Linked DNA regions of Homo sapiens: region 2 is linked to region 1. A link is an interaction called in ENCODE POLR2A ChIA-PET data of the cell type or tissue named here. Cell type or tissue: Panc1. All regions are shown on one strand. Each heading gives the region's core, and the rest is flanking DNA. Links, peaks and the distances in the headings are about the cores only.

Evidence for each region. ChIA-PET counts read pairs that join two places held together with the same protein. Peaks named below come from ENCODE experiments on the same cell type or tissue, not always from the same donor. Only the 100,000 strongest peaks of a DNase experiment are listed, where the experiment ranks them.
Region 2: POLR2A ChIA-PET joins it to region 1 with 14 read pairs; 5 of 35 experiments call an interaction of 5 or more read pairs at or near these places.

Annotation. Positions count from the first base shown.
Region 1 is chr19:34,417,466-34,429,942 of GRCh38, forward strand. It overlaps PDCD2L (programmed cell death 2 like), which reads left to right. Exons shown (of 7, transcript NM_032346.2): 6 at 4,054-4,202; 7 at 8,525-8,703. The coding sequence ends at 8,655. It overlaps LOC124904695 (a long non-coding RNA gene), which reads right to left and starts at 10,899. Exons shown (of 2, transcript XR_007067232.1): 1 at 10,657-10,899; 2 at 8,641-8,936. It overlaps UBA2 (ubiquitin like modifier activating enzyme 2), which reads left to right and starts at 10,916. Exons shown (of 17, transcript NM_005499.3): 1 at 10,916-11,105. The coding sequence starts at 10,968. It also overlaps the pseudogene RN7SL154P. RefSeq lists silencers at 10,804-11,043, 11,074-11,183, 11,254-11,413. In Panc1, for the core only: no CTCF peak of the experiment used is centred there; no DNase peak of the experiment used is centred there; H3K4me3 peaks cover 97 bases; H3K27ac peaks cover 92 bases.
Region 2 is chr19:34,251,299-34,263,775 of GRCh38, forward strand. It overlaps GARRE1 (granule associated Rac and RHOG effector 1), which reads left to right and starts at 3,256. Exons shown (of 14, transcript NM_014686.5): 1 at 3,256-3,316. RefSeq lists an enhancer at 3,553-4,074 and a silencer at 7,877-8,077. In Panc1, for the core only: no CTCF peak of the experiment used is centred there; no DNase peak of the experiment used is centred there; H3K4me3 peaks cover 2,252 bases; H3K27ac peaks cover 1,693 bases.

The sequences.
Region 1 (12,477 bases), core at 2,361-10,360:
GGTGTGGTGGCGGGTGCCTGTAGTCCCAGCTATTCGGGAGGCTGAGGCAGAAGAATTGCTTGAACCTGGCAGGCGGAGGTTGCAGTCGACCGAGACTGCGCCATTGCACTCCAGCCTGGGCGAGAGAGCAAGGCTTTGTCTCAAAAAAAAAAAGAAAAAAAAAGTTAAGGAACATAATAGACTTGGCTAAAGATCAAAGTACTGGTATAGAGGAAAGACTTGAGCTAATCCAGTGAATGCAGAAGAAAAAGAGAAAGCATTCAGAGAGAAGATGGTATCTTTGAAGGGTTGATAAATATATTTACTATGAGGAGAATTGGTGTCCAAAATAGAGAACGCAATAGATGGATCAGAAACTATTCAAAGATAAAATTGGGAATTTTTCCTTAATGAAATAAGAACTAAATATGCAAATACTAAAATACAGGGAGTATAAGAATAGTTGACATTGAGAAACCTAGCCTGGTGGTGGTTTTAAAAATATCGTCAGTCTTTTAAATGTAGCCATTCTAGTAGGTGGTGGTGGTGGTATTTCCTTGTGGTTTGAATTTGCATTTTCCTAATAACAAATGATGTTGTGCATCTTTCCATATACTCATTTGACATCTGTGTATCTTCTGTAGTGAAGTGTGTCTGTTTACATTTATTTTTCAGCAGCTTTATTGAGATACAATTGACATACAACAGACTGCGTATATTTTTACAGTGTGCACTTTGATAAGTTGACATCCATATACACCCCTGAAATCACAACAGTCAAGACAGTAAACATATTCCTCTCTGCCAGGAGTTTCCTCATACTTCTTCGCAAGTTCTTGCCTACCCTGTCCTGTGCTGCTCCCCTAGTCCCCAGGCAACCGCCAATCATCTTTCTGTTGCACCTTAGTGCATTTCCTGTGAAAGTATATAAGGTCATATGGGATATACTTTTTTTTTTTGGTCTGGTTTTATTCACTTAGAATACTTCAAGATTCATTCTTATTGCATGTATCAATAGTTCATTCCTTTTGACCGCTGTGTCGTATTCCATTGTATGGATGTGCCACTATACATTTACCAGTTGATGGATATTTGGGTTATTTCCAGTGTTTGGCTATTATAAATAAAGCTGCTGTGAACATTTGTTTACATCTCTTTGTAAGACATGTTCTGATTTTGGGGGGGTAGATACCTAGGAATAGAACGGTTGTATTATATGGGATATGCATGTTTAACTTGTTAAGAAACAGGCCAGTTTTCCAAAGTGGTTATGCCATTTCTATTCCCACTAGCAGTTTTTAAGAATTCTACTTCCTGTATATCTTTGCTAATGCTTGGGATGTTCAGTTTTTAATTTTAGCCATTTAAGAAGGTGTGTAGTGGCATTTTATTGTGGCTTTAATTTGCATTTCCCCAAATGGCAAATGATGTTGAGCATCATTTCAAGTGCTTGTTTTCCATCTCTGTATATCATCTTGGATAATGTGTCATTCAAATCTCTCACCATATTGTTTGTGTTACTGAGTTGTAGGAATTCTTCATATGGTCAAGAGTACAAGTCCTTTTTCAATTTAATTTTTTTTAGCACTCAAACAGATTCTGACAGATGGCTTTAAATTTTGATCAAGTTCAACTTAACAGTTATGGTTTTTTTAACACGGAATATGCAGTCCCTTTAATGTAATCATTGGTATTGTTGGGTTAATTGTTTTTTGTTTTTTGTTTTTTTTTTCTTGAGACGGAGTCTTGCTCTGTTGCCCAGGCTGGAGTGCAGTGGCACGATCTTGGCTCACTGCAACCTCTGCCTCCCAGGTTCAACGATTCTCCTGCCTCAGCCTCCTGAGTAGCTGGGATTACTGGTGCGCACCACCATGCCTGGCTAATTTTTTGTAGTAGAGACAGGTTTCGCTATGTTGGCCAGGCTGGTATCAAACTTTTGACCTCAGGTGACCCGCCTGCCTTGGCCTCCCAAAATGCTGGGATTACAGGCATGAGCCACCGCACCCCACCATGTTGGGTTAATTTTATTCTGTTATTGTTTTTTCCTCCATTTCCTTTTTTTTTTTTTTAAAGAGATGGGTGTCTCACTATGTGGCCTAGGCTGGTCTTGAACTCCTGGACTCAAGCAGTTCCCTCACCTCAGCCTCTCAGCTTCTCAAAGTGCTAGGGTTATAGGCATCTGTCACCACACCTGACTTTCCATTTGGTGGGGTTTTTTTGTTTTTGTCTCTGTATTCCTTTTATTTAACCTGCTTGTCAGTGACTTTGAGTATTTTTAGTTTACTATTTTGTTCCTTTTTTGTCTTTTATTTTTAACTCTTTATGTTGCTTTTTTTTTTTTTTTTTTTTTAAGAGATTGGGTCTTGTTCTGTTGCTTGCGTAGGCTGGAATGCAGTGGTGCAGTCATGGCTCACCGCAGCCTCAGACTCCTGAGCTCAAGTGATCCTCCTGCCACACTCTCCAAAGTAGCTGGGACCACAGGCGTGCACCACTATGTCTGGCTAATTTTTGTATTATTACACTATGTCTGGCTAATTTTTGTATTATTATTATTATTCGAGACAGAGTCTTGCTCTATCATCCAGGCTGGAGTGCAGTGGAGCAATCTCAGTTCACTGCAACCTCTGCCTCCCAGGTTTAAGCGATTCTGCAGCCGCGGCCTCAGCCTCCCCCACAGCTGGGATTACAGGCACCTGCCACTACGCCCGGCTAATTTTTGTAGTTTTAGTGGAGATGGGGTTTCACCATGTTGGCCAAGCTGATCTCGAACTCCTGTCCTCGAGTGATTCACCCGCCTCAGCCTCCCAAAGTGCTGAGATTACAGGCCTGAGCCACGGTACCCGGCCTACCTTGTCCACTAGGTTTTTTTTTTGGTTTTTTTTTTTTACATATTCATTACTGGTATTTTAAAGTTTTTGTCTGATAAATTTATCATCTTGTCCATGGGTCTCCTTGCATTAACTTTCTTTATGGGGTAAATTTTCCTGCTTCTTTGCATGTTTAGTAACTTTTAAAATGATTTACCAGAAATTACATATCGAACAACAGTAATATTGAAGTGAGCTGGATGTGGTGGCTCACACCTGTAATCACAGCACTTTGGGAGGCTGAGGTGGGAGGATCACTTGAGGCCAGGAGTTTGAGACCAGTCTGGGCATTATAGCAAGACCCTGTCTCTACAAATTTTTTTTTTAAAAACTAGCTGGGTATGGTGATGCGCCTCTGTGTTCCCAGCTACTCAGGAGGCTGAGGTAAGAGGATTGCTTGAGCCCAGGGGGTCAAGGCTGCAGTGAGCTGTGATTGTGCCACTGCACTCCAGCCTGGGCAACAGAAAAAGGCTTTATCTAAAAAAAAAAAAAAAAAACCCAAAAACTGAAGTGAATGTTTCCTCCCTCTAAGGCAGAGGTCCCCAACCTTTTTGGCATCAGGGACTGGTTCATGGAAGGCAATTTTTTCACAGACTGAGGTGGGGGATGTGGGGCATGGTTTTGGGATGAAACTGTTCACCTCAGATCATAAGGCTTTAGATTCTCAGAAGGAGCACACAACCTAGATCCCTTGCATGTGCAGTTCACAATAGGATTTGCGCTCCTATGAGAATCTAATGCTGCTGATACGACGGGAGGTGGAGATCAGGTGGTAATGCTCGCTTGGCTGTTGCTCACCTCCTGCTGCATGGCCCTATTCCTAATAGGCTACCAACCAGTACTGGTCCATGGCCTGGGGGTCCATGGCCTGGGGGTTGGGGACTTCTTCTCTAAGGCATGCCCTTTCCTCTGTAAGGCCAGTGATGTGGAGGGCTGATTCCATTTAATCTGCAGTGGAGCTGAGTCTGGACTTTGTTGCAGCTTTACCTAGATTCAGTTGAACATTGACTTTAGTGCCTTTGAGACTTTGAATCGAACACTGACAAGATTTCCAGATATCTTGCTATGCTTTACAGCCATGGTGCTAGGTTTTTGGGCCTCTGGGAGATTTCTGCAAGAAACAAAGAAAGGTTGCAAAGCATGGCCTTAGATGCTAGAATGCGACTTGTGTGGCTCTGATTCGGGGTTCTTTGTTTCCTTGTCCTAGGTATTCCTGGAGTGGAGAGCCACTCTTTTTGACCTGCCCTACATCAGAAGTCACCGAGCTCCCAGCCTGCAGCCAGTGTGGAGGCCAAAGGATATTTGAGTTTCAGCTTATGCCAGCACTGGTCAGCATGCTCAAGAGTGCTAATTTAGGTGAGAAGCCCTTTATTAATTTGAGTTTGTGGATTTCTGGCATTATTTTTAAATAAATGAAAAACCTTTTGTTTACTTATAAAATATCATAAGCAAATTACAGAAAATTTGGGAATTAAAAAATTATTTTAAGAAATTTAGGCCAGGTGTGGTGGCTCATGCCTGTAATCCCAGCACTTTGGGAGGCCAAGGCGGGTGGATCACAAGGTCAGGAGATCGAGGCCATCCTGGCCAATGTGGTGAAACCCTGTCTCTACTATAATATAAAAAATTAGCTGGGCGTGGTGGCACGTGCCTGTAGTCCCAGCTCCTTGGGAGGTTGAGGCAGGGAATCGCTTGAACCCAGGAGGTAGAGGTTGCAGTGAGCCAAGATCGCACCACTCTACTCCAGCCTGGCGACAGAGTGAGGAGACTCTGTCTCAAAAAAAAAAAAAGAAATTTATAATCCAGCCAGTCTTTTTTTTTTTTTTTTAATATTTATTGATTGATTTATTTATTGAGATGGAGTCTCTCTCTGTCGCCCAGGCTGGAGTGCAGTGGCACGTTCTTGGCTCACTGCAACCTCCAGCTCCCGGGGTCTAGCAATTCCCCTCCCTCAGCCTCCCTAGTAGCTGGGATTACAGGTGCCCGCCACCACGCCCGGCTAGTTTTTGTATTTTTAGTAGTGATAGGGTTTCACTGTGTTGGCCAGGATGGAATTTTTGTATTTTTTGTAGAGACAAGGTTGCGTCATGTTGCCCAGGCTGGTCTCGAACTCCTAGACTCAAGCGATCCTCCCGCCTTGGCCTCCCAAAGTGATTACAAGCATGAACCATGCCTGGCCAGAAATTAAAACTATTATCAATGTTAATAACCATTATTCCAACAATCATTTTTGACATAAAGACAAATAGCAAGTCAGATGAATGTATGGATGGCTAGACGAAAATAATTTTCCTAAAATAGGAAAATTCACTAATATGGTAATTAAAAGTCTTAGAACAAATTTTTGTACAAATTAACAGAAGGAATGTTAAGTATAAGTGAAGCAGTTACTGGATTTTTTTTTTTTTCCTTCTTTTTTCTTGAGACGGAGTCTTGCTCTGTCGCCCAGGCTGGAGTGCAGTGGCATAATCTCAGCTCACTGCAAGCTCCGCCTCCCGGGTTCATGCCATTCTCCTGCCTCAGCCTCCCAAGGAGCTGGGACTACAGGCGCCCGCAACCAAGCCCAGCTAATTTTTTTTTGTATTTTTAGTAGAGACGGGGTTTCACTGTGTTAGCCAGGATGGTGTTGATCTCCTGACCTTGTGATCCGCCCACCTCAGCCTCCCAAAGTGCTGGGATTACAGGCGTGAGCTGCCACGCCTGGCCTGGACTTTTGGTAATAGGTTCTTTACCTAAGAGGCCCAAGTTTCTGAAAGGTGCTTCTGCTATTAACAGAAAATAACATTCTTTCTGTGTTTCAGTTTTAGATAGTATGCATCTGGCTCCTTACCATAGTAGATAAGGAAATTTATACCCTATTCCTACCTTGAAATATTTCAGTATCTTTTTTGTTTTTTGAGACGGAGTTTCACCCAGGTTGGAGTGCAATGGTGCTATCTCGGCTCACTGCAACCTCTGCCTCCCAGGTTCAAGTGATTCTCCTGCCTCAGCCTCCTGAGTAGCTGGGATTACAGGTGCCCACCACCACACCCAGCTAATTTTTTATATTTTTGGTAGAAACAGGTTTCACTGTTGTTGGCCAGGCTGGTCTCAAACTCCTGACCTCAAGCTCCCGACCTGCCTCGGCATCCCAAAGTGCTTGGATTATAGGCATGAGCCACCGTGCCTGGACCCAGTATCTTTTTTTTTTTTTTTTTTTTTGAGATGGAGCCTCACTCTGTCGCCCAGCCTGGAGTACAGTGGCACTATCTCGGCTCATTGCAACCTCTGCCTCCCAGGTTCAAGCGATTCTCCTGCCTCAGCCTCTTGAGTAGCTGGGATTACAGGCGCCCACCACCACGCCCTGCTAATGTTGTATTTTTAATAGAGACGGGGTTTCGCCATGTTGGCTGGTCTTGAACTCCTGACCTCAAGTGATCCGTCCACCTCGACCTCCCAAAGTGCTGGGATTTACAGGCATGAGCCACCGCGCCTGGCCAGTATCATAATTATCACAGCTATTTGGATAGCCTTAGTTCTATGTGTAAATGGATTCAGTGTTTATCACCACTCTTAGAGTGAGCTTTTTTATTCCTGTTTTATTTTGATTCTTTTTGCAGTAGCTGGATTTTCTCAAGTAATAGCTTTAAGGAGGGCTCAGAGGTATCTTGCTTCAGATTGTGCATGGTAATGTGGCTTCATATTTGAGGGGCAACCCATGTATAAAATTTTTAAATCCCACTTTCTCTTTTCAGAACCTTGTATAGACCCCTGTGTTGTCTTCTGACAGTGAAAGCCCTGCCAGCCCTTTGCCCTGGTGCCTCCTGTCATTTCTTGGTGGTTCAGTCTCACTGGGAAATATATTTTTCTGGAAGGGCTTATGGGCATTCTAGTCTCTGAGATTTTTCACTCATATAGAAATGTCTTTTGCATGGAATGTAGCTTTGTAGAGGTATGAGGGTGGTCTGATTTTTTCCCCCTTTGTGACTAACATTTTTGCCACAATACTGTTAGCAGCGGTGAATCTGTAGGGGTCTGTAGCAACCTCAGTTCTTGCCTCCTCCGAAGAAAGAATTTGACCGAGGCACATAAGACAGAGGAGAGACCGAAGCAAATTTTAGAGCAGGAGTGAAAACTTACTAAAAAGTTTTAGAGCAAGAACGAAAGGAAGTAAATATAGTTGGAAGAGGGCCAAGCAGGCAACCTGAGAGATTCAAGTGTCCATTTGACCTTTGACTTGGGGTTTTATACTTCCTGGGTCTTGGGTTACTTCTCTTGTTTCTTCCCTTGGGGTGGGCTGTCCACATGCATAGTGGCCCTCCAGCACTTGGGAGAGGCCGCATGCGCAGTGTGTTTACTGGAGTTGTAGACTTGCTCACTTGAGGCGCTTTTCCCTTACCAGTCAGATGCTCCTAGAGGAATGTCATATACCAGTTAAACTCTGCCATTTTTTCATTTTTTTTTTTTTTTTTGAGACAGAGTCTCACTCTGTTGCCCAGGCTGGAGTGCAGTGGCACAATCTCTTCTCACTGCAACCTGTGCCTCCCAGGTTCAAGCAATTCTCCTGCCTCAGCCTCCCAAGTAGCTGGGATTACAGGTGCCTACCACCACGCCCAGCTAATTTTTTGTATTGTTAGTAGAGACGGGGTTTCACCATGTTGGCCAGGCTGGTCTTGAACTCCTGACCTCAGGTGATCCATATACCACAGCCTCCCAATGTGCTGGGATTACAAGCATGAGCCAATGTGCTGTGCCCAGCCAATGCATACATTTTTAAACAATGTATTTCTCCTTTGCTGCTGCAAATCATTGCCTACGTCATCCTCTTGACTCCTGCTTTTCTGTTCTAATATCAGGAGTTCTTATTGCTTATGTTTTCTTGGTATCTTTTTTTAATGGCTTTATTCATTGATAATTTTCTGTAAACTCTTAGGGTTTATTTTATATTTTTTGCCTGAATCCTTATCCTTTCTCGGCAGTAGTGTGTCCTATGATATATATTTCTCTCTTCTTTTTTTTTTTTTTTTTAAGACAGGGTCTCGCTCTATCACCCGGGCCAGAGTACGGTGGTGCAATCATAGCTTATTGCAGCCTTTATCTCCTGGGCTCAAGTGATCCTTCTGCCTTAGTCTCCTCTGAGTAGCTGGGACTACAGGTGTGCACCGTTACACCCAGTGAATTTTTTTTTTTTTAGTAAAGTCTCACTGTGTTGCCCAGGCTATATGAGATATATATATATTTTGTTTGTTTGTTTGTTTGTTTTGTTTTTTGTAGAGACAGGTGTCTCACTATGTTGCCTAGGCTGGGCTCAAGCTGTCCTTCCCCGTCGGCCTCCCAAAGTGCAGGGATCACAGTTGTGAGCCACCGCACCTAGCCAAAAGCTATGTATATCACATGAACCATGTAGATTAATATAGATTTTCAACATCAGATAGCTAGACAGTTATAATGAACACTTGCTGAAATTTTTGTTTATTTTTAAAGTATATTTTCCTGCCACTTTAAATTAATTTTGCTTTTTTGTTATCAATATTCACTTATTATAGGATAGACTGTGATTCTGTTATAGCTGAAAGCAGTAAGCACTGTTTTTGCTTTACCTAATTACTTTTTCAGCTTATAAGGTAAAATCATTCCTTTTAGTAACATCAGTCTCATAACTCTTTTTGCTGGAAGCCTGAATATGTGGTATTTTTCAGGTCTTTCTGTGGAATTTGGAACAATTCTAGTTTACACATGTGAGAAGAGTTGCTGGCCCCCAAATCATCAGACTCCCATGGAAGAATTTTGTATTATACAAGAAGACCCAGATGAATTATTGTTTAAGTAGAGCATTTCCTTTTATTAATATAAATTAAAACAAATGTTTACATCCAAATATGTTTGTATGTACCTTATTTTAACTCACAAGTTATTAACCTCTGTTTTTCTGAGTTGCCTTTTTGCCTTTGGGTGCTGGTGCCGGGGCCGGGGCCGGGCCAGGACCTCCTGACTGTGGGTTGGTCTGCCCTTCCAGGGTCCAGGGCCAGCTGTCACAGTGGCAGCTAGGAAGGTAGCTCCTCTCTAGTCCAGAGGGCTGGTGTTGTCTGCACAGCCGTTCTGGTGGGCATTCTAGGGGGGAGGAGAGCAGCGAAAGAGCCAAGAGCAGTGGTCAGCCTCTTGTGTACACCTCTGACACGTGCACTCCAGTGCTTCCTATGCTGTTTCTGGCACCTGATCAAGCCACTGAACCTGCTCTAGCTGCTGGAGGTTTTTGCTCTGTGACCCTGGCTGTTTAGACCTGCCCATGTTCATCAGCCCAGGTCCCCGCCCTCACCCACTCCCATCTTCTGCTCCTGCAGTATCCCAGGAAGGGGTCTTTACTCCGTTCTGGAGACTGTCCCTTTATCCAGCTGCCTTCCAGTCTTCCCCTTTCTTTATTTTTAACATGATCAACCCCTTCCCTTCAGCCCCATAACAGCAGTATAAAAACACTCCCAGCCATGTTCAGACATGCTCTGCCTACGTAGATGAGGATAATGAGGCCTAGGTGATCATGGGGTGGGCTTGTTTCTTGCATTTAACATTATATTTGGAGCATTTTCCCATTAATATTTTTCCCACAACATAATTTATAATTGCTCTATTTTTTAAATATACATCAAAAGCTTTATACAATTTTTAGCCACTTGTATTTTCCAATTTTTATTCCCATGATGGCCATCCCTGTAACTAAATTTATATATATTTTAAATCAATGATAACTGCTACAGGACAGTTTCCTAGAATTGGAATGAATGAGTCAAAAGTTGTGCACAATTTTAGGGTTTTTTTTTCTTTTTTTTCGAGACAGGGTCTTGCTCTGTCTCTCAGGCTGGAGTGCAGTGGTAAGGGCATAGCTCACTGCAGCCTCGACCTCTCAGGCTTAAGTGATCCTCCTGCCTCAGCCTCCTGAGTAGCTGGGACTACAGGTGCAAGCCACCACGCCCTCTAGAGAAGCTTTGCTTTGGAATCTTTACCTGGAGTGTGTTGGAGTGCTTGTTTCCCAATCCCTTGATAAGTGTTACTTATTTTTTCTTTCTACCAGTTTAGTAGGTGAAAAACTTTTTTTTTTTTTTGAGACAGAGTCTCGCTGTATTGCTCAGGCTGGAGTGCAGTGGTGCAACCTCCGCCTCCTGGGTTCAAGCAATTCTCCTGCCTCAGCCTCCTGAGTAGCTGGGGCTACAGGCTTGTGCCACCACCCCCAGCTGTTTCGGTGTTTTTTTTTGTTTGTTTGTTTGTTTGTTTTTTTGAGACGGAGTCTGTTGCCCAGGCTGGAGTGCAGTGGCGCGATCTCGGCTCACTGCAACCTCTGCCTCCTGGGTTCAAACGATTCTCCTGCCTCAGCCTCCCGAGTAGCTGGGATTACAGGCGCACGCCACCACGCCCGGCTAATTTTTGTATTTTTAGTAGAGATGGGGGTTTCACCATGTTAGTCAGGCTGGTTTCAGAACTCCTGACCTCGTGATCCACCCGCCTCGGCCTCCCAAAGTGCTGGGATTACAGGCGTAAGCCACCGCGCCCGGCAGGTGAAAATCTTACCATTTTGCATGGTTTACATTTTTTTCTTTTTTGAGACGGAGTCTTGCTCTGTTACCCAGCCTGGAGTGAAGTGGTGCGATCTTGGTTCACTGCAACCTCCACCTCCAGGGTTCAAGCGATTCTTTTATGGTTTACATTTTAATACGCTTATTGATCATATTGTCCAATTTTTTGTGAGTTTCCTGTTCACATCCTTTGCCTATATTTTTTTGGGGGTGACACTTGTTAATTTGTAAGAGCTCTTTACGTATAGGGACATCAGTTTTCTAACCTGTAAGGAAGTCTTGGCTGGGAGTTGAAACCCCAGGCTAGAAGGCGACCCTTAGACTTTTTAGGTCTGATGGCGGGCCTATGCTGGTGTGGGAATAACACCGCCGGTCTCAGCTGGAGGTCGCCAGCCCTTTGCAAGAGCCTGCCGGTCCCCGCGGGCTGCAGCACACCCCGGCGCGATGTGCCCTGCCTGTGTCTGCCGGAGGCTGTAGTGCGCAGGAGCGGAAACCAGGCCGCCCTTCCCCCACCCGCTTCCGGCCGCGGCTCGGTTCTCCCGCCTCCGCCTCCGCCGCGGCTCGTGGTTGTCCCGCCATGGCACTGTCGCGGGGGCTGCCCCGGGAGCTGGCTGAGGCGGTGGCCGGGGGCCGGGTGCTGGTGGTGGGGGCGGGCGGCATCGGCTGCGAGCTCCTCAAGAATCTCGTGCTCACCGGTTTCTCCCACATCGACCTGGTGAGGGCCGGGCGCGCGCGCGTGAATGGCGGGCTGTGGTGCGGGGGCTGGGATTCGGGGGTTCCGGGGCTCCAGGGGCTCTGAGGCTCAGGGCCCGGAGCCCGGGACCGGAGTTGCGGAGCGGGGGCAGGCTGAGAGGCTCGGGTTGTGCCCCCCCCGCGGGAGGAGACTGTTCTTTGGGCACGGGGCGGGCCTCCGCTCGCTGGGCCGGCTCCGGACGCCGAGGAGGCCGCGGGCCCCCGCCTCCCCGGCAGCGCCAATGTGTGGCGCTTCGTGGGCGTGAAGCCGCCTCTTATCCTCCCTTCAAAACAAATTCCCGGCTGTTAGGAGATGCGGGAGAGGATTGAGTCCCTCGCGGATGTTGTGACTTTAATTTTGAGGTCCCTGTCGTAACTCCGAAGTAACGACGCGGGGCGGAGGATGGCAATGATAGCGACCAACGCGTCCCGAGCGCTGGTCACGAGCGGGTTTACACACGGAACGCGCACCATCTTCATACCACCCGAGGAGTGCAAACGCTATTTCCACCCTGCTTTATTTTTAACAGATGAGGAAAGGGAGACGCAATGGGGTTGAGTAACTTACCCTGGGTCACGGAGCGAGTGGCAGGGCTCCCGCAGGCTGCGTGACTGTCATTGCTCTCACAGTAGACGGTACACTCGCTTGTTTCATTAAAGACGTTAGGACTGTGCCTTTTGCATTGGTGTACGTTGACAAGCCAGTGCTATTTTGAATCGTTATTTCTACTAATGCAAACTTTTTAGAGATTGGAGATGTTACTGGCCCTTCGGTGTGAGTTTAAAGTGTCTTAAGGGCTAGTGGAAACATGGAATGAACAAAAAAGTACGGGTGGCCGACTGAGTCATTGTTTCTTTCCTTTATGTATTATATATTTAAGCAAAAATTAGATAAAACTTAAAACATGATACTTTTTTAACCATGTGTAAAAGTTTCCTTTCACAGTTCTCAGGTTAATAGTAAATGAAATTGTGTATGGATGAAGGCTTGAATTAAGGGAGGCAGCAAAAATTCAATAAACGTTTGCCATGTATCATTTAAGAAAAAGAACAGAACCTGGGCAACATAGAGAAACCCCGTCTCTACAAAAAAAGAAAATTAGCGGGGCGTGGTGGTGTGCGCCTGTGGTCCCAGCTACCCGGGAGGCTGTGTCAGGAGGATCGCTTGAGCCTGGGAGGTCGAGGCTGCAGTGAGCTGTGTTTGCACCACTGCACTCCAGCCTGGGCAACAGAGGGAGACCCTGTCTCAAAAAACAAAGAAAAAGAACAGGGCATAGTTAAATTTAATATTTTGTACTTGAAAGAGTAATTCGATTGAAAGAGAAATACTTTAGTATTTTTTGAGACAGGGTCTG
Region 2 (12,477 bases), core at 1,574-9,573, 170 kb before region 1:
AAATACACAAATTAGCTGGGCATGGTGGTGCGTGCCTGTAATTCCAGCTACTCGGGAGGCTGAGACAGGAGAATTGCTTAAAACTGGGAGGGAGGCCGGGCACAGTGTCTCACACCTGCAATCTCAGCACTTTGGGAGGCCGAGGCGGGCGGATCACGAGGCCAGGAGATCGAGACCATCCTGGCTAACATGGTGAAACACCGTCTCTACTAAAAATACAAAAAAAAATTAGCCGGGCGTGGTGGCGGGCGCCTGTAGTTCCAGCTACTCAGGAGGCTGAGGCAGGAGAATGGTGTGAACCCGGGAGGCGGAGCTTGCAGTGAGCCGAGATTGCGCCTTTGGACTCCAGCCTGGGTGACAGAGTGAGATTCCGTCCAAAAAAAAAATTCAACCACCAAGAAAGGTATCCCCTCAATCTACACTGACATCTCCAGCACATACCTCTCTTCTAAGCTCCAGATCCTCATCCCCAAGTGCCTTATTGGTGCCTCTTCTTTGATGCCATGTTCACACTGGAACTCGGGCCATTCTTCCCATCCTCCACCCTCCCAAATATGGTCCTCTTCCGGGGCTTCCCAAAACAATGAGTGCCAGCACTACAATGGCTCATCCCAGAGACCCAGGAGACATTCATGATTCCTACCTCTTCCTCACCCTCCATATCCATTTCACCACTGATTTTACATCAATTTTATTCCAAAATCTTTCTCAAATTTGACTTTCTTTTTTTTTTCCATCCCCATTGCCACTACCATAGTCCATGAATGGTTTTCAAAGGGAGGTTCATGTACCCCATAGTATGGGAAGGCAATCCATTGGGATACTGGGAGAAAATATTAGAACTTCTACATTTCTTTCTTTTTTTTTTTTTTTTTTGAGATGGAGTCTCGCTCTGTCACCCAGGCTGGAGTGCAGTGGCGCAATCTCGGCTCACTGCAAGCTCTGCCTCCCGGGTTCACACAGTTCTCCTGCCTCAGCCTCCAGAGTAGCTGGGAATACAGGCGTCCACCACCACGCCCGGCTAATTTTTTGTTGTATTTTTAGTAGAGACGGGGTTTCACCATGTTAGCCAGGATGGTCTCGATCTCCTGACCTCATGATCCGCCCACCTCGGCCTCCCAAAGTGTTGGGATTACAGGCGTGAACCACTGCACCCGGCCTCTTTTTTTTTTTTTTTTGAGATAGATTCTCGCTTCATCGCCAAGGCTGGAATACAGTGGCGTAATCTCAGCTCACTGCAACCTCTGCCTCCCAGGTTCAAGTTGTTCTCCTGCTTCGGCCTTCCAAGTAGCTGGGATTATAGGCCTCCACCACCACGCCTGGCTAACTTTTTGTATTTTTAGTACAGATGGGATTTCACCATGTTAGCCAGGATGGTCTCGATCTCCTGACCTCATGATCCGCCCACCTCGGCCTCCCAAAGTGTTGGGATTACAGGCGTGAACCACTGCACCCGGCCTCTTTTTTTTTTTTTTTTGAGATAGATTCTCGCTTCATCGCCAAGGCTGGAATACAGTGGCGTAATCTCAGCTCACTGCAACCTCTGCCTCCCAGGTTCAAGTTGTTCTCCTGCTTCGACCTTCCAAGTAGCTGGGATTATAGGCCTCCACCACCACGCCTGGCTAACTTTTTGTATTTTTAGTACAGATGGGATTTCACCATGTTGGCCAGGCTGGTCTGGAGCTCCTGACCTCAGGTGATCCTCCTGCCTCAGCCTCCCATAGTGCTGGGATTACAGGCATGAGCCACCATGCCTGGCCCGTCTCTATGTTTTTGACTACTCTAGGTACCTTATGTAAGTGGAATCATAGGATATTTGTCTTTGTGACTGGTTTCTTTTGGCATAATATCTTCAAAGCTCATCTATTTGCATCGTAGCTGGGATTATAGGCATGCGCCACCACGCCTGGCTGATTTTGTATTTTTAGTAGAGACGGGGTTTCATCATGTTGGTCAGGCTGGTCTCGAACTCCTGACCTCAGGTGATCCACGCGCCTTGGCCTCCCAAAGTGCTGGGATTACAGGCGTAAGCCACGGCGCCCGGCCTCCTTCAACGCTGAGTAATATTCTATTGTTATGTTTATACCACATTTTGTGAACCCATTCACCCGTGGATGGACATTGGGTTGCTTCCACCTTCTGACTAATATGAACATGGGTGTACACATTTATATCCACTCTTGCCTCCCCTCCGTAGTCCTTCCTTCTCCACACTGCATCTAGAGTAACCCCTTTACACTCTCAAGTATGGACAAATCACCTCTTGCTTAAAACTCATTAGTTTTGCAACACTGTCAAGTAAGACCTAACTTCTCACCACTCTGATTTATTATTGGAACACAAAACTGGGCCATGCTCCGTGGCTCAAGCACTTTGGGAGGCCGAGGTGGGCGGAACACCTGAGGTCAGGAGTTTGAGACCAGCGTGGCCAACATGGGGAAATCCCGTCTCTACTAATAACACAAAAATTAGCCGGGCGTGGTGGCGCACGCTTGTAATCGCAGCTATCCGGGAGGCTGAGGCAGGAGAATCACTTGAACCCGGGAGGTGGAGGTTGCAGCGAGCCAAGATCACGTCACTGCACTCCAGCCTGGGCGATAGAGCAAGACTCCGTCTCAAACAAACAAAACCCACAGAACTGGAAGACCCTTGCTGCTGCTTCTGCGTAATGTGTTCTCCTCCCTTCTCGTTTTTTTTTTTTTTTTTCTCCCTTCTACCCCTTAGGACCTCAGCTCCTGCTCTTTCCCTGGGGGAATTCCGGATCACTCTCCTTTACTAGGTCAGGGTACTCTCTCCCTCCCTCTTACTCTTTCCCCTCCTACCACTTGTCACCATTGGTACTATATTATCACCCGGATATGTGACAATGGTATTGTGTATTTACCACTAAGGAATAAACTTATGAGGGAGAGAGCACTACCCGTTCCTGCAGTGCCCGTCGGGGCCTGGCATCTAGGAAACACTCCATACGCCAGTAATCGATTTCAGTCAATTTCAGTAATAAATCCAGGAGGACGCAGCCCGACCCCTCCCGCCCGGGGGCCAAGCCATGGTGGGGGATCTGGGTGGACCTCCGGCTCTGGCCGCCAGTCCTCAACCTCCGCCCCGGCCGTCCCGCTTGGGGGCCCAGGGTCCCAGGAGAGGAGGCTCCGGGGCGCCCCCTCCCCTCTAATGCGAGAGGAGAGTCCGCTCTAGGCGCGGGATCCGCAACCTCCCCGCGTCCGCCCGAGGCGGGGGCGGGGCCGGACCGGAGACGTAACTTCCGGTGTACACAGCCGGTCCAAGGCGGTGCGCTGGGGGCCGGGGCGCGTCGCAGGTGAGGAGCGGGCGCGGCGGGCGCAGGCGGGGGCTGGCGGGCGGGGTCGGGCGGTGGGCGGTGGGCAGCGGGGCCGCGGGCCGCAGCCAGGGCAGACGGCGAGACGGGCCCGCGGGGCGCCGCTCCGCTCGGGGCCGCAGGGCGCGGGGCCGTGGGCTCCCGCCCCTTGCCCGCCCGCTGTGGAGGACGCCGGGCTTTGCGGGCGCTGGCCGGCCGACGGAAGCCCGGAGGGGCCTCCTGGCGCGAACCCGGGACCTGGGGGCGCGTCGGAGACTCGGCGGCCGCGGCACCGCAGGGGCGGGTCGGCGCCCGTCAGGCGGGGAAAGGGGACGCTCCCTCGGTTCGCCGGGGCCCGGGAGGTCGCGCTGGCGCCAGGACCCGCTCCCGGAAGCCCGCGGAGGGAGGGCGGCCTGCTGGCGGCAGGGGTCCGCTGGGGCTAGCCGGGGAGGCGGCCCTCACGCCATCCCGGGGCTGCCGGGCGGGCTGCGCGCACCTTCCCGGCGGCGCCAGGCTGCCGAGGAACGCGCTTTTCCGGCCCTGCGGAGCCAGCTGGCGCATTGGGCCCGAGGGGAGGGTCCGCGGGGACCGGGAGGGCCGGGGCTGAGCGTGGAGGACCCGAGCCCGAGGGACGAGCGCAGAGTCAGGGGTGTGTCTTTCTGCGCCGCGCGGTGCGAGGAAAGAAGCGTGCCTGGTTGGCATGATAAGAATTTTGTTTAGACTTTTTAGAAATTTTCCAGAGACTCAGCTTTGGGGGCCTCCAGTTTGAAAATACCTTGTTCTGGTCCCTCATCCCCATTATAAAAGCAGTTAATTCTCCTTTCCTGGCAAAACACTCAAGACGACACAAAAAGTCTTAAGGTAGAAAATGACAGTCATCTGCCAGTCTACCATTCAGTGACAACCACTGCTAACATTTTGGTGATAATCAATAAATACAGATAGGTATTGTTATTTTTATGGACTTTACAGTATGTGATTTAACCACCGATGAGCATTGAGATAGTTTCCAATTTGTCACAAGATAAACAATTCTGCCGGAAGGATTTGTTTGATATGGTCTTTTTTTTTTTTTTTTAATAAGAGACTGTTGCCCAGGCTGGTCTCAAAACTTCTGGCCTCAAGCGACCCTCACGCCTTCGCCTTCCAAAGTGTTGGGATTACAAGTGTGAGATATTACACCTGGTCTGATTGTTATCTTAGAATAAATTTACAAATGGGGTCAAAGGTAACTTTATTTGTTTTTTTTTGAGACAGTCTCCCTCTGTCACCCAGGCTGGAGTGCAGTGGCGGGATCTAGATTAACTGCAACCTTAGCCTCCCGGGTTCGAGCGATTCTCCTGCTTTAGTCTCCCGAGTAGCTGAGATTACAGGCACCCACCACGCCCGGCTAATTTTTGTATTTTTAGTAGAGACAGGGTTTCGCCCAGTTGACCAGGTTGGTCTCGAACTCCTGACCTCAGGTGATCCGCCTGGCTCGGCGTTCCAAAGTGCTGGGATTATAGGCGTGAGCCACCGTGTCCGGCCGTAACGTTCAATTTTTAAGAATACATAGTATTTGTTTTCCTTTGACATATTTGGACAATTTTTCTGTCTCTTTGTCATAAAAAAAAATTCCAGCCTGGCGCGATGGCTCATGCCTGTAATCCCAGCACTTTGGGAGGCCGAGGCGGGCGGATCACTTGAGGTCAGGAGTTCTAGACCAGCCTGGCCAACGTGGTGAAACCCGGATTCAACTAAAAAAATACAAAAAAACACATTAGCCAAGCATGGTGGCGCGCTCCTGTAGTCCCAGCTACTTGGGAGGCTGAGGCAGGAGAATCGCTTGAGCCCAGGAGGCGAAGGTTGCAGTGAGCCGAGGTCGTGCCACTGCGCTCCAGCCTGGGCAACAGAGTGAGACTCCATCTCAAAAAAAAAAAAAAAGAAATTCATGTTTGCGTCTCATCGTTTCATGGTTTTATTTTTTTGCCTTTAGTCTACCTAAAATTCATTCTTGGTTTAAAATATGAAATATTTTGTAAATGGCTAGTCAGTTCCAGATTTATTGAATAATATGTAAGCTTTATCATTTTATCATATTTTAGACTAAAAGTTCTAAGTGTATGTTTGTAAGGGCTACTTACAAAGTTCATATTTACATTTTGTGTGTGCTTAGATGTTTTCAAGTGTCTTTAAAAATCACAGTATTTTCTTTTCACAGTATCTTCACAATATTTTGTTTTAAAAAGAAATCATTTTCCAATACAAGTACAGGGAATATTTCATGTTTGAGATTTTTTTTTTCTTTTTAAAGCAAAAAGTTTAGTTTATTGCCGTTTCATTTGCTTTCTTGCTGACAAGATAACAAACTCCATATGAAGAGTTCAGGTTTGTTGTGGCAACTTTTCAGTGTGGCATTTGAGATTCTAATCTTCCTCTATTTTTGCACACAAATACGTAGGTTGGCATTGGAGACCAAGATAGAAAAGTTCTCAGATTCCCTTGGCAAGCCTAGATTTTTCAATCTAAAATTATCTCCAGATGTTTGGAAGACCATGTTTTAAGCATCCTTTTTTTTTTTTTTAAGCAAATTGCACATGATTCTGTGAAAATTTTAGTAAATGTTTGTTCTGTTGAAAACCTATAGCCTAATACATCAGGATCCATGTGTCAAGTGGGTCTTCCAAGTCTATAGGAAATAATTGTTTCTGAAAGCTAGCAGGCTGGGATATCACATGGGTTGGGTGTCCACTCTCTTTTTTTTTGAGTCGGAGTCTCCCTCTGTCCCCGAGGCTGGAGTGCAGTGGCGCAATCTTGGCTTACTGCAACCTCCACCTCCCAGGTTCAAGCAATTCTTCTGCCTCAGCCTCCCTAGGAGCTGGGATCACAGTTGTGAGCCACCACCCCTGGCTAATCACTCTTTTTTCCTCCTGTAACTTTGTCCTTAGTGAAAAATGATGATCTTCCTAGGTAGGCAAAAAAATGTTGGTTTAGATAAGGAATTGATTTGTTTTGGAGTTATTGAAAAGCAGGTTGCCGTTTTCTCTGAAGTGTAAGTTCACAGAGAGCCTGAATGTTGTGTTTGGATTAAGGAAAAACAGCAACAGGTTGTGCTTGTGCTTCAAATGTCTTTAACTCTACTGAAACTGCCCTCTTGAGGGTCCCCTAACTGATGCATGCAGTGGCCATTGCTTAATTATTTTCCTTGACTTTGATCTCAGGTATTTGGCATGGTGAGCTATTCTTTCTTGCTCTCGTGAATCTCCCATTGATTGGCCTTCTTTTTTCTTTTTCTTTTTTTTCTTTTTTTTTTTTTTGAGACAGAGTCTTGCTCTGTTGCCCAGACTGGAGTGCAGTGGCTCGGTCTCAGCTCACTGCAACCTCTGGCTCCAGGGTTCAAACGAGTCTCCTGCCTCAGCCTCCCGAGTAGCTGGGATTACAGGTCTGCGCCACCACCCCCAGCAAATTTTTGTATTTTTAATAGAGATGGGGTTTCACCATGTTGGCCAGGCTGGTCTTGAACTCCTGACCTCAAAAGTGCTGGGATTACAGGCGTGAGACACCACGCTTGGCCTTGATTGGCCTTCTTGACTTGGAACTAGTGTGGTCATTTCCTGAAATCTGTGACTGCACTTTCTCATTTGTCTTTACTGCTTCTCTTCATACATCTACCTTGGGGCATTTTCTGAAGCCTAGTTTTGTACCTCTTACCCCCGCTCCAAAACATATTCCTTCCCACTTATCCAGTATATGAGTCCTGGGTAGAGAACCACCTCATTTCCTTACCTCTGCCACCACTTAGTGACCCCCGACTCAGAGTTTTCTGCAGGTCAATTCTTTTTCTCCTGTTCAGTAACCCCTGGACATGTTCCTGAGGCCATGCTTTCTCCAGGTGAAGAAAATATCACTTCTGGCCGGGCGCAGTGGCTCACGCCTGTAATCCCAGCACTTTGGGAGGCCGAGGTGAGCGGATCACGAGGTCAGGAGACCGAGACCATCTTGGCTAACATGGTGAAACCCCATCTCTACTAAAAAAAAAATATTAAAAAATTAGCCGGACATGGCGATGGGCGCCTGTAGTCCCAGCTACTCAGGAGGCTGAGGTAGGAGAATGGTGTGAACCTGGGAGGCGGAGCTTGCAGTGAGCTGAGATCGTGCCACTGCACTCCAGCCTGGGCGACAGAGTAAGACTCCGTCTCAAAAAAAAAAAGAAAAGAAAATATCACTTCTTTGCGAGGACAAGGTGAGAGGATTACATGCTCTCAGGAGTTGGAGACCAGCCTGGGCAACATAGTGAGACCTCTGTCTCTTAAAAAAATGAATTTTAGGTCTGGCACAGGGGCTCATGCCTGTGATCCCAGAAGTTTGGGAGGCCAAGGTGGGAGGATTGCTTGAGATCAGCCTAGGCAACATAGTGAGACTCCAAAATTATCTAGGTGTGGTGGTCCATGCCTATAATTCCAGCTACTTGGGAGGCTGAGGCCGGAGGATTGCTTGAGCCTAGGAGGTTAAGGATTCAGTGAACTGTGATTGTGCCACTGCACTCCAGCCCAAGCAACAGAGCGAGACCCTGTCTCAAAATAAATAAGTAAATAAATAAATAAATAAATATCACTTATCAAGGTGTCCTGTCCTTCCTGACTCTTAAGGTTCTTACCAGCCGGTGAATCACATCTTCCTTCTTGATATGGATTGTATTTGCCATTTGCTTTCTATCCCTACACCTCGATTTAGACTTTGTACCTTTTCTTAAGGGATTTCAGGCTTAACGTGGTCCTACTCTGGATGTGAAAGAGGAGACCCAGTGAATTTACTCAAGAATTGAGTTAGCTCACATTTATGGAGTACCTACAGTACAGCCCAGTTACTTTACTGGAAGATCAGAATACAGAGCTGGACAGCACATCCTGGGAAGAATGCCAAATAAGCAATTGTCATAAAGTATTATAAGTGCCTAGAAGGGGAGTCACCAAGTAACCTCTCCCAGGTTTCAGAGATCTTGCGTGTCTTATTTACTGCTTTGATCTCCAGGGCCTAGAACACAGTGCGTGGAAATGATGAAGTTTTTTTTGTTTGTTTGTTTGTTTGTTTTGTATTTCATTCAGTTTAATGAGGGGACATGAGGAGCCAGGGGCAGAATGATATGGTTAGGCTGTGTCCTCACCCAAATCTCATCTTGAATTGTAGTTCCCATAATCCCCACATGTGGTGGGAAGGACCTAATGGGAGGTAATTTAATCATATGAGCAGTTTCCCCCATGCTATGCTTGTGATAGTGAGCAACTTCTCACAAGATCTGATGGCTTTATAAGGGGCTTCCCCCTTCACTTGGGTCTCATTCTTCTTGCTGCTGCCATGTGAAGAAGGACGTGTTTGCTTCCCCTTCTGCCATGAATATGTTTTCTGAGGCCTCCCAGCCCTGGGGAACTGTGAATCAATTAAGCCTCTTTCCTTTATAAATTACCTAGTCTTGGGCATTTCCCCATAGCAGGGTGAGAACAGACTAATAAACCTTATTTTAAGAAATTGCCACAGCCACCCCAACCTTTAGCACCCACACTCTGATCAATTAGCAGCCATCAACATCACGGCAAGACCCTCTGCCAACAAAAAGTTTACCACTTGCTGAAGATGCAGATGATCATTAGCATTTTTTAGTAATGAAGTATTTTTAAATTAAGGTATGTGCATTGTTTTTGTGACAATGCGATTGCATACTTAACAGACTACAATATAGTGTAAATATAACTTTTATATGTACAGGAAAATAAAAAACATCATGTGACTTGCTTCATTGCGATATTCACTTTCTTGAAATGATCTGGAATGACACCTGCAATATCTCCAAGATAAGCCTATAATATCTTTTCCTGATAATTTTGGCTATATACTTCTTGATCACCTTTTCTATGACAAGGATTTGGTAATATCATTTTTTTATTTTTATTTTATTATTATACTTTAAGTTTTAGGGTACATGTGCACAATGTGCAGGTTAGTTACATATGTATACATGTGCCATGCTGGTGTGCTGCACCCACTAACTCGTCGTTTAGCATTAATGAAGTATTTGTTGAAGGAATGAATGATCATCTGAGAATGAAATCAGAAAAAATGTCATACACATTAGCTATCTATAGAAAAGATATAAGTCAAAAGATATTTCGTAAATGTAGTTTGAAGAATCTCAGGGAAAACTTTAAATTCAACCAAACTGACCCAGCTATAACCCCAGGAAGGCATGCATGGAATGTGTTTGTAGCTGGAAAGCTTAAACTTAATTTTGTATCCTCAGAAGAAATACTTGTGTTTCTGGGAGAGGATTGGGACAGTGTCTGGAAATTGGGGTGGCGGGTCCAAGAGAGGAATTACGTGGTGTGTGTGTAGCACTCTCTGGGGGCCTGACCAGAGGAGCAGTGCAGCGTTCCCTCCACAAAGCCATCTGCACTAACACACAGATGGGCGTGTCCCTGTTGTTGCCTCTGGCTGCAAGGGTCTCTCCCTTGCTTAGCGTCTGTCCTCCCAGTACCATCTGAGTAGAAGATAGCTGCACGTGGAGATTTCTTGGTAAGGAGAGAATGTGAGTGGTTGAGGGCTCTGCATCTAAGCTGCTTGGATCAGATCCTGGTCTTGGGATGCTGGCTAATCTTTCAGTTTTCTGATTTGTAGAATGGGGATAATAGTAGCACCTTTCTCTTAGTGTTGCAGTGAGGGCTCTGAGCGTGCTACCCGGCACCTGTGATAAGTATTCAATGACAGTATTAGCTCTCGTTGGTATTCATAAAGTAGTAACTGGCCTCTGGTTCATACATCAGTTTTCTTTGAGCTTAGATAGCCTAAATAATTAATCCCCATGGAACTGCTTGCTTCTGGGTGCATTGAATAAGCTGATAAACAGACACTGGGAAGTAATGACAGATAAGCTCTTCCTACACTGCTCATCCAGGGAATCCAGCCTGCAGTTCTCAGGGGAGACTTCTGGAGAAGGCTGTTCTTGAGCTGAGTACTGTGGGAAAAAGTAAGTCCAGTGCCACAGCAAGAGGGGAGGACTCTTGGGCAGGGGCATGACACGTCCAAAGGTGTGGAGGTGAGAGCAAGCATGAGGTATTTGAGCTGCAGGAGATTGAGGGTAGAGTCTGGACAGGTATGAATAAGGAGTAGAGGGAAATGACATTGGAAAGTGGGAGCAGTCCTTGAAATAACTAATAACAATGTCTAACTGGGCACTAACAGCACTTCAGGTCCTGTGCTGAGTCCTTCGACTCACTGCGCTAACCAGGTTTGATGCTGAGAGCTTTGTCTACATTGCATTGTTTAATCCTCACAACAACCCTTTGATGTAGGTACTTACCTCTGGTATGTGTGGCATCATGTCACATGTCACCTGGTAGGTCTCCCTGCCTTTTTTTTTGAAATGGAATCTTGCTCTGTCACCCTGGCTGGAAGGCAGTGGCAGGATCTCGACTTACTGCAACCTCTGCCTCCCTGGGTTCAAGCGATTCTTCTGCCTCAGCCTCCCGAGTAGCTAGGACTACAGGTGAGTGCCACCATGCCTGGCTAATTTTTGTATTTGTAATAGAGGCGGGGTTTCACCATATTGGCCAGGCTGGTCTTGAACTCCTTACCTTGTGATCCGCCCACCTTGGTCTCCCAAAGTGCTGGGATTACAGGAGTGAGCCACCATGCCCAGCTGCTGCTTTTTTTTTTTTTTTTTTTTTTTTTTTTGAGGCGGAGTCTCTCTCTCACCCAGGCTGGAATGCAGTAGTGCGATCTCAGCTCATTGCAACCTCCACCTCCTGGGTCGAAGCAATTCTCCTGCCTTGGCCTCCCAAGTAGCTGGGATTACAGGCATGCGTCACCACGCCCAGCTAATTTTTGTATTTTTAGTAGAGATGGGGTTTCACCATATTGGCTAGGCTGGTCTGGAACTCCTGACCTCAGGTGATCCGCCTGCCTTGGCCTCCCAAGGTGCTGGGATTGTAGGCGTGAGTCACCTCGCCTGGCCTCTGCTTCTTGATTCAGCCTGCACATGGCTGCCAAGATAACTCCCAGTGTCTTATATATGTTTAAAAGCTTTTTGTGATCCTGTTTCCTGATGAAGTCCAAGCACACTAAGATCCTCTGACTTCATGAAAAACCACGAAGTTAAAATGTAAAAATATTTATATCTTAGAATTTAATAAAAACAGGACAGGTGCAGATGTGGATCAAGCTCAGAGAAATCAGTGAAAGAAGCAAGGTACAGAACAATGTATGTTTGCCCATTTGTGTTTTTCTAATTTTAAAAAATTTCTCCACTTTTGAAGTAATATGAGCTCATTTGTTTAAAAAAATATATATAGGCCAGGCATGGTGGCTCACGCCTGTAATCCCAGCACTTTGAGAGGCTGAGGCGGGCGGATCACCTGAGGTCCAGAGTTTGAGACCAGCCTGACAACATGGTGAAACCCCACCTCTACTAAAAATACAAAAATTAACTGGGCATGGTGGCGGGTGCCTGTAATCCCAGCTGTCCAGGAGGCTGCAGCAGGAGAATTGCTTGAACCTGGGAGGTGGAGGTTGCAGTGAGCCAAGATCGTGCCACTGCACTCCAGCCTGGGTGACAGAGCAAGATTCCATCTCAAAAAATAAATAAATAAAAATAAAATAAATAATGTCTCCCTCTCTCGATAGAGAGATAGATAGATAGATAGATAGATAGATAGATAGATATACATGAAATAGGTTTATAAGTGCAGAAATAATTTATGGAATGATAGAAAAGAAACAGTGGTTGTTTTTGGGATGAGACCCCAGAAAACCAGGCTGTTAGGCTGAGTTAGCTTTTTCTTTGCATACCATTTTGTATGGTGTGAATTTTTTTCCCTGTGTATATGTATTTTCTTTTTTTTCTTTTTTTTTTTTTGAGACAGAGTCTTGCTCTGTTGCCTAGGCTGGAGTGAAGTGGTGCAATCTTGGCTCACTGCAACCTCCGCCTCCTGGGTTCAAGCGATTCTCCTGCCTCAGCCTCCTGAGTAGCTGGGATTACAGGTGCCCGCCACTACGTCTGGCTAATTTTTGTATTTTTAATAGAGACAGGGTTTCACCATGTTGGCCATGTTGGCCAGGTTGGTCTCGAACTCCTGACCTCAAGTGATCCATCCACCTCGGCCTCCCAAAGTGCTGGGATTACAGGCGCGAGTCAC